Regions from separate parts of the Mus musculus genome. Here region 1 is linked to region 2. Evidence: chromatin contacts called from ENCODE POLR2A ChIA-PET data. All regions are on one chromosome and are shown on one strand. Each heading gives the region's core, a stretch centred on a gene start or an enhancer-like site at or near the end of the contact. The rest is flanking DNA. Distances are from core to core; before and after follow the strand shown. Region 1 holds the start of Nub1 (negative regulator of ubiquitin-like proteins 1). Region 2 holds the start of Fastk (Fas-activated serine/threonine kinase).

Region 1 (4,385 bases), core at 719-3,218, 240 kb after region 2:
CTTTTTTTTTCTTTCTCTTTTTTCTTTCTTTTTTTGTTTTTTGTTTTTTGGAAACAGGGTTTCTCTGTGTAGCCCTGGCTTTCTGGAACTCAGTCTGAAAGCCAGGCTGGCCTCGAACTCAGAGATCCATCTGCCTGTACCTTGCAAGTGCTGGGATTAAAGGCCTGAGCCACAACTACTCAGCTTTTTTTTTTTAATATTTATTTACTTATTATATGTAAGTACACTGTAGCTGTCTTCAGACATTCCAAAAGAGAGCAACAGATTTCGTTACAGATGGTTGTGAGCTGCCATGTGGTTGCTGGGATTTGAACTCAGGACCTTTGGAAGAGCAGTCGGCACTCTTAACCACTGAGCCATCTCACCAGCCCAACTTTCTTTATTTTTTCTTTTCTTTTATTTATTTTTTATTTTTTTAAATTTATTTATTTATTTATTTTTGTTTTTCGAGACAGGGTTTCTCTGTTCCTGGAACCCACTTTGTAGATCAGGCTGGCCTCGAACTCAGAAATCGGCCTGCCTCTGCCTCTAGAGTGCTGGGATTAAAGGCGTGCGCCACCACGCCTGGCAGTTTTTTGTTTCTTTGTTTCTTTGTTTTTTGAGACAGGGTTTCTCTATATAGTCGTGATTGTGCTGGAACTAATCAATTTCCTTAGAGTGGAAACAGTTATCTACAGATACAGTTTTCTTGGGTTTACAGTCACTTTCTTTTGTTTGGTTCTGAAAGCTTTGTCAGTTTGGAGGGCATAACAAACAACTTGCAAATCTGATCCTTATCATAATAACAATTTGTTTAGTTCCTGATTCACAGTGAGGCCAGGCATTTTTGGACTGACTAAGCAGGCCTGCTCTGGGTTCTCCAGTACGTGTGTGGGAAGCGGGTGTTGAATGATGGATCTAGCTTCACTGGCAGGCTGGCAATTGGCAAACTCCTCGCTGGGGTTCCTGGTTGCTTAGGCTCCTGCAGGCTTGCTCAGGCCTCCTCTCACAGTCTGCAGCAAGATGGGGCTCAACACCAGAGCATTGTTTCTTTTCTCATAGTATTTAAAAAAAAAAAGGCCTTTTTTTTTTTTTTTTTTTTTGGTTTTTGGTTTTTGGTCTTTTTGAGACAGGGTTTCTCTGTTTAGCCCTGGCTTTCCGGAACTCACTCTGTAGACCAGGCTGGCCTCGAGCTCAGAAATCCCCCGCCTCTGCCTTCCAAGTGCTGGAATTAAAGGCGTGCGCCACCACTGCCCGGCGTCTTCATTTTTTTATGCCCGTTTGGATTGTTCCCTTACATAGACATAAGGGCACATGCATTTTTCACAGCGCTGAGCAAAGCAGATGTCTCTATCTACTGTACTCATGGTGGGAGTAGCCGCTGGAGGGAGGCATGGGTAGCGTACCTAACTTCACCATGAGCGGGGATCCTGGTGGGATTGTGGAGGGTAGTGTGAGAATCCTTTAGTCTAGGGGATCCCCTAGGCCTAGTAGAGGGAAGACGAGAAAAGGTTCAGGAAAACAGGTCTTGCTCTGTCAAGGCTTTTGGGGAATAAATAAAGGCAGACTCATTTTCCTCTGACTCTGAAAAACTCGGTCTGGGAGTGGTCCGAAGACCTCGTGATTGAAGACTAGCATTGCCTCACTTCCATTCCTCACCACGCCTCTTCCCCCTGCACAGCAGACCCCCTCCCACCGCTTTTGACCAGTTTTAGCCTTGCCTTTCCACCTAACAGCTCCACCTACAGTCGGCCCTTGCCTCCATCTTCCTCCTCGCCCGGTCCCACATCCGCTCCACCGCAAACTACCAGCCCCGCCCACAGATCGCCTGACCCTCAGCGCGGCCCTCGCCCCAACCACTTTGTCTCTCTTCCCCCTTACACGTCAGCCCCGCCCTAGCTACACTCTCCCTATTTCCATCTACTCTGTTGTCCCGCCCCATATCAGCCCCGCCCATTAAATACTAGCCCCGCCCACAGCCGCGTTTTCAGGGCTTCCTTCCGTTCGATGCTTCAGATCGCCCTTCAAGCCCCTTGGCCCCACCCTTCCATGCAGCTCCGGTCCTCGACCGGCCTTCCGGACAGCGCGAGGGGGCGGAGCCGGGGGCGGGGCCGGCCTCACCCGGAATGAAAACAAACGGCGGCCTTTGCCGCATCCGGGCACTCGGCAGGTCGCAGCTGGCTCGGCAGTGGCGCAGGTGAGACGGCTGCGGCAGCGACCGGGCCTTGGGCCTGGGCCTGGTAGCGCGGCCGGGGCGGCCGTGGGCTCGGTGGGCAGGAGCGGCCAGGCGGACGCGGCGAGGCGGGCTGGGGCGGAAGCGGGAGGGGGTCGCGGCGGGGCGGAGGGGAAGGGATGGACACCAGCCAGCAGCTTGAGTTTGGATGAGCTGACTGCCGGGGCTGACAGCGGAACGCGGGGTGTGAGAACGCAAGCTTTCTGGACCCACACTTGTCCTCGCCTCCTTCCCTTGCTTTTAAATAGGAGGCCCTAATGGCATGTCATTTCCCCGAGAGGGAACGTGTTGAATGTGCGTAAGGTTGTATGCAATCTCGATTGATCTACAAGTGAAAGTGGTATTTTCAACATTGATGCCTAAGGTTTCACTTTCGGTTCAGAGCGCTGATCTTGATGATTTACGTGTTTTCTGCGTTGGAACGCCCAGCAACACACATGAAACAGTTCTCCAATTAAAATTGAAAACTGGGCTGTTAGATTTTCTTCCTTTTGACCTAACACATGTCATTCTGGTACCTGTAACTGGATTTTCATAGGTTTGAATACAGTGGTTTAATTTAATTAATTAATTTTTTTGAGATGGTGACTCACTATGTAGCTCTGGTTGTCCTGGAATTCGCTAAAGGCGAGCAAAACTATAATCAAGCCGGTGGTTTAATTTTGTTCAACATTAAATCTTTATGTTAATCTGGGCATGGCATACCTTTAGCCCCAGCATTTAGGAGGCAGAGATGATCAGGTGATCTCTGTGAGTTCAAGTCCAGCCTGGTCTACATAGTAAGTTCCAGGACAGAGCTGAGTAGTGAGACTCTGTCATGGTTTTAAAAAAAACAAAACAAAAACAAAAAAACTTAGTCGGGCGTGGTGGCGCACGCCTTTAATCCCAGCACTTGGAAGGCAGAGGCGGGGGATTTCCGAGTTCGAGGCCAGCCTGGTCTACAAAGTGAGTTCCAGGACAGCCAGGGCTATACAGAGAAACCCTGTCTCAAAAAACCTAAATAAATAAATAAATAAATATTACGTGATGCAGACCTAGCAACAGTGTGGAGCACAGATGAAGGGTTGTGATAGCCTTGGCTTCTTTTATCAGACAGTGGACTGGGTACAGTCTGAAAGGCTGTTTTCAACCTTCTGAATAGCTGGGTACTAGTAAATTATCCCTGCCACCTCCTTAGGAGATGGCAGTAATCTTTTTCTCAGTTTCTAAACTGGGCGTGCTGGCACACGCCTTTAATCCCAGCACTCCGGAGGCAGAGGCAGATGGATTTCCGAGTTCAAGGCCAGCCTGGTCTACAGAATGAGTTCCAGGACAGCCAGGGCTACACAGAGAAACCCTGTCTCGAAAAATTAAAAAAAAAATTTTTTTTCTATAGATTTGAGTCCTGTGTCTGGAGGTTTAATAGACTTGTATTTGTAAGGCTCCTAAGTGCCTTGTGGTGAGCTTGTGAGTAAAAACACACAGCATGTTCATTCTCTCTCTCTCTCCCTCCCTCTGTCTCTCTCTTTCCCTCTCGCCCTGTCTGACATGCATACACACAATGTTTACTCCATGGGCTATCCTGATGACCTGTTTCTCGATCTCAGATCTGAGCACCCTTTTGAAAGCATGGTTATGGAATAATGCTTAAGTCACCACAGTTGGCTTGAAGATCAGGTGGATTCTGTTTAGAAGGCTGAAACTTAAGTTATTAATTCACATATTTTCCATTCTCTGGAATTCATGTTCACCAATGAGGAGTGAGCAGCTTCCTATTTGGTTTGATTTGGCAAGCCTTGAAACACTTGACTACCAGCTGCCCCAGGCTCTCAGTGGCCTCCCCCACCCTGTGGAAGCTATGTCACACCTCCTGTGTAAGAAAGGGGAAGTGCTGAGGACAAGAAGCACAGGATTGTGAGACAAGCTAGAGTCCATGTCGTAGGCAGTTGTCTCATGCCAGTTCTGGCCTGGGCTCATTTTGTGGTTTTATAAACCTGGGCCTGGGGTTTTCCAGCAGCAAAGTGATTTAGCCTCAACATCAATCTAGTGAGATGTGCTATTGTGCTCTCAGAAGTACCAGCGAAAACAAAACCAAGAAACAAGTTATAAAGACAAACAAATCTCAAACTAAACAAAGCAACAAAGACTGAAATGGTGCAGTGCTGTAAATTCTTTCATTTTATTTATTTATTTT
Region 2 (4,614 bases), core at 707-3,206:
GCCAGGCTTCTGATCAGATGCTGACGAGGGTACTGCAGGAAACGGGGGCAGCTCAGGGCCACTTCCAACCTTTGACCACCATAGATGGCAGGCCGATGTGGGGAGGGTGGCTTTGGAGGGAGACGGGACCTGCGCTCCTGCTCGAGGGCACACAGGAGTGGTCCATCTGATGGAAAGCCTGAGAGAGGGATGAAGACCATCCTGGTAAGAGAGCTGGGGTGTGCCATCTTGCCAAGTGGAGTGAATGAGTCCCCAAATTCCTTGTCATCGTTTCTTGAATGGGAAAATACTTGTTTCAGTGGAGTGATTTGGTATCATGTGAGCATGATGTATCAACAGTGTGTGGGGAAAGCCTTATACAAAAGTCACCTTGTGCCGAGTATAACAGACTATACGTCTGTGGCTCCCTAGAGCACTGTATTAGGAAGAACCTAGTACCCGGCAGTTAGAAAGATGCTGCTTGACTTGGACATCCACCATGGATACAGAGAGCAATCAGCAAATGTGCTTGGGGAGGTGAATGGGAACATGAGTTTTATCAATGGCTTGGGTCCTCTACTGCTCTCTCTTCCTCTATTCTTCCCGAAACACCCACACCTTCCAATACCCTCCTCACCAAGTAACACTGCAAGGTGGAGACACACATGGATGGTGTGAACGTCAAAGGAGGGGCAGTTTCGGATGATGAGCTGACTCAAGTCCTGCAGTGTGGCCTGCTCCACAGGAGAGGGCCTAGGCTGAGACACCAAGAGCTGGCCCAGACGCCGGAGTGCCACAGGGTAGTGATGAGCTCGCACCTTGGTGGGGTTCTGGCTCAGCCATCGCAGTAGCTCCCCAGGGCTCCGTGCCTGTTCCAGAAGCCGTTGAAGGCCTTGCACAGGGCCTCCTCCAAAAGGCCGGTCCCCGGACTTGCTGGGTCCCAAACAACAGGGCTGTACTGGTGGGATGAGCAGCAAACCAGACAGCCGAGCAGGGGAAGTCTGGGCAGAGAGCAGGATTCGAAGCATGGAGCTGGGTGGTGGAGACCCTGAGGGGGTGGCCCAGAAAACCAGGTGAGGTTTCCTCCAAGGGGAAAAATATGCTATCTAGTCCTTACCTGACTCCCCATCCAAAGGGCCTGAAGTTTAAAAAAAAAAAAAATCCCGTGTGATTGCCCTGGTATTCTTACCCAGTCTGCCCCTCTTCTCCCATTCCTTGACACAGAAACCCTAATTCTTTAAGTGTGCTCAGTGCAATTCTATTCACATTTCACATGCATATCGCCTTCGATGCTCCGTGCAAGCTGATGAGGAGTCTCAGGGCTGTTACCTCATTTCTCAGGCGGAGAAACAGGCCCAGAGCGGCGGAGAGGTTAAGCCTGAGGTCATTCACAGGGCTAGTGGTCGCACCCAGCCTGGGAGCCCCGGTGGTCCGGGCGATGAGCCCTGAAGACCACCTCCCCGTCCCGCAGGAGGCGGCGGCGGCGGGGTGGGTGGAACGCAGGCTCAGTAGCGGGCCGGTGCTGGGTCCCATGCTGGGCGCTCCCACTTACCAGCTGCGTGACCTTGAACTAATGTCTTCGCCTCTCTGCCTAAGCCTCCTCACTAGTGAAATGAGAACACAGCGCAAGCTCGCGGGGCGCGCGCCGAGCCCGAGTGAGCTATCTGCCAAGGCGCGGAGCTGATGCTGTCCGCGGGAGGGGCCCCCACACCCTGTCCCGGCCCCAAGAGGCGAGCAGCCCGTGGTCACCACCACTAACACCAGCTCCCGCCGCCCTCCCGAGGTCCGCCCCTCAGGCGCCACCCTACATGACTCCCCGGGCCCCGCGTAGGTCACTCTCTCAGCTGGTCTTGGGGCCCGGGAGCCGGGCTCCCCCCGCGGCCTCCTCATCAGCGGGCCACCGAGTCCGCCATCTTCCCAGCAGCCCCCGGATCGCCCCCAGACGCCAATCGCAGTCCAGCGCCAGGGCGGCGGAGACGTGGCTCCCAGCAGGCGCTGCGAGCAGAGGAGCCGCGAGCCCCGCCCTCCGCTTCCGGGAAATGCGCACGTCGCGGGGGCGGGGCCACAGAGCTTGCGCTGAAAGGTGCCGGGAGTGGCGGTCCTCTGTCCAGCCCTGGGGTAGCTTGAGCACTCAGGACCTAGGGCAGGTTCCATTCTCGTAGAACAAGGGCTCCCCACCCTCAAGCAACACACAGACACACTGGGTAGGAAAACGTCACAGTTTCTTTAATCTGCACAAATTCCAGAAAACAACTCTGCCCCTCTCGATTCCCCTTCACCAGTCTCCCAGTCCACCAGTTTCCAATTCAGCCTAGGCAGCTCTTTGAAACTAGAAGTATCTAGATCCTCTGTCAGCACACTAAGATGGGCCCATTGGGGTGCCCTGGCGGCCAAGGCAGCGACAGCAAGTGCCTGATCCAGAAGAGCCCACTGCCAGCGAAGGCTGAGGTCCAGCAGCCCCAGGAGATGGCCTAGAGCTATGAAGATCACACGGAGCGGCCTCCGCTAACACCCGAAGTCCTCTGCGGCGCAAAGCTGGGCTCCAGGGTAGTGGGAAAAGACAGGCAGCGGGTGAAGTGGGCCTGGGCAGACAGCAGCTCCCTTTGCGCCTTGGGGAATGAGGTCCAGAGGGGCTGGCTACACTGCCAAAAGCCCGTGGAGGCACTACGGCCGATACATGGCAAAGGCCAGGAGACTGAGGAGCAGGGTGAAGCCGGCCAGACCCAGGGTAGCGGTCAGGGGAAAGAAGGGCCGGTACTGGATCTGGCAGTACCAGAGCAGGAGCAGCAGCAGAAGCAGCAGGGGCAACAGAAGGCTGCCGATTTCCAGCCCGGAGGGGCCGGGCTCTGACCCCGGTGGGCAGGGAGGATGTGGGGGACCGACTCTCGTGGACACGTGGCAGTGGAGAACGCAGTTGGGGGGCAGGTGGAGACTGCCTAGTGTCTGAGTGTCGTCTCCTAGCAGTTGACCTTGGTAGATGAGCCGAACCTGCTGTTCCTGGCCTGGAAACTGGGTCCTGAGGAGAGAGGGACCTGGGTAAGAGAGCAGGCCTCAGGCAGTCCTGGCCCATTGTTCAGAGGACCAATCCCAATTTTCACCACCCCTACACCTGACCACCCAGATCCTGGCCTCTGGGGGACAGATTAACAGGAATGGTGTATAATGTGAGGAGACAGATTTTTCAAACAGAAAATAAGGGAGAGCTTCATAGGGTGACCCTTCTATAGACACCCACCCCATTTTTAGCATTTTGTTCTTACCCTCTTCCCAGCTTACCTTTTTAAGGAGCCAATGGTGTCCTGAGGCCAGGCCCTGGCTACCTGCTCAGAGTCATTGAGAAATTTCAACCGTAGAAGTAGGGGTTCCTGCGGAGAGTCTGGAGGTGTTGATGCTGTGACCCCTGTGTCAGGCTCTGGCTGTGCAGATGGACCTCTGTGTCTCAGGCTGGGACTCTCAGCCCCTGGGGCCTCCTCTCTGATGCTGTCAGAGGCTGACATGGCTTCACTGGGCTGTGCTGGTGTTGTGGTCCCCGGCGGCTGTGGTTGGGGGTCTGTACTCTCAGTGGTATGTGTTGAGACCCAGGCGAGGGCCAGCACCAGAAGGCAAGCAAGCACCGCAAAAAGGACAGTCACCTCATCGCCTACGCCTTCAATCAAGGCCATGGCACCCGTGCTGCTGCCAGAGGTGCTAAGGAGCTAGAGAGGTGCAAAGAACTGGTGAGGGGCTACTTCCTGGTCAGAAGTCATTCCAACTTCAACTGTCCTAGTTATTGTGTGTGCTTGCGCACCCAGGATGCAGCATCCTGTAGTCCCAAACTTGGCTTTTGGGTAACGTCCCTTCCCATCACCAGATTCCAAGTGCTAGCTTTGCTATCTGAGTTCTAGATCTTCATTCAGCACCCGATTCACCGAAACCTTACGTTCAAGAAAGGGCCTTGCTTTTCTAAGCAACCCTCTCCTTAAATGTAACCTTCATCAAACTTTACCCAGAAGCTTACCTATTCTTTGGTTCACTTCATCCCAAAGTTCACTCCTTCACCTATTTATAGCAAAGCTCATCTGATGCCCTGTCGCTTAAGTTTCTCTGATAAAAGTGTCTCTCTAGCCCCCTGCCCTCCCCCTTACCATTTACCCAAACCCCACCCACAACAAAGACCACTTCCCAAAGCTTCCTAGACAACCCCAAATGTCAAACTCCACCCTTGGCCAATCTGGAGTCTTGGGAGTTGTCTACTCAGCTCGGCACCTTCTCGGGTCCACCCAAAGCCCACCCCGCAGCAGTCTCCCAGCGCCTCCTGGGCTCCAAACCCAGAGGTCTCCAGACCCTTGATCCCTCGGGGAGAACCTAGACCTAGCCCTCCCCACGACTACTCCATCACTCCTCCCATCTGCCCGCCCCCCAGAGCTACTGGAGGGCACCAGCTATCTCGGGGCGGGGCAAGCAGGTCCCAGCTGTGGCCTGGGGCGACCCGGTGGGCGCGGCCACGCACAGCGACTCACCGCCCAGCTCCACCAGCTCCATCTCGGCTCCTCGGGCACTTCCGGGCCGAAGGCACCGAGGTCGCAGACACCTGAGGTCCCTCTCCTTCCCTGCTGCCGCGGCCCGGGAGCATTGTGGGGATTGTAGTTCGCCCTG

What was found. ChIA-PET counts read pairs that join two places held with the same protein, here RNA polymerase II (POLR2A).
Region 1: POLR2A ChIA-PET joins it to region 2 with 12 read pairs in embryonic stem cell. The contact joins the promoter of Nub1 here to the promoter of Fastk in region 2. POLR2A ChIA-PET finds 5 or more read pairs at or near these places in 3 of 5 experiments (Patski and embryonic stem cell).

What each region holds. Positions count from the first base shown.
Region 1 is chr5:24,683,847-24,688,231 of GRCm38, forward strand. It overlaps Nub1 (negative regulator of ubiquitin-like proteins 1), which reads left to right and starts at 1,969. Exons shown (of 15, transcript NM_016736.3): 1 at 1,969-2,176.
Region 2 is chr5:24,443,279-24,447,892 of GRCm38, forward strand. It overlaps Fastk (Fas-activated serine/threonine kinase), which reads right to left and starts at 1,957. Exons shown (of 10, transcript NM_023229.2): 1 at 1,788-1,957; 2 at 617-1,027; 3 at 1-178. The coding sequence starts at 1,869. Tmub1 (transmembrane and ubiquitin-like domain containing 1) reads right to left here and starts at 4,568. Exons shown (of 3, transcript NM_022418.3): 1 at 4,479-4,568; 2 at 3,256-3,674; 3 at 2,185-2,995. The coding sequence starts at 3,641. The coding sequence ends at 2,644.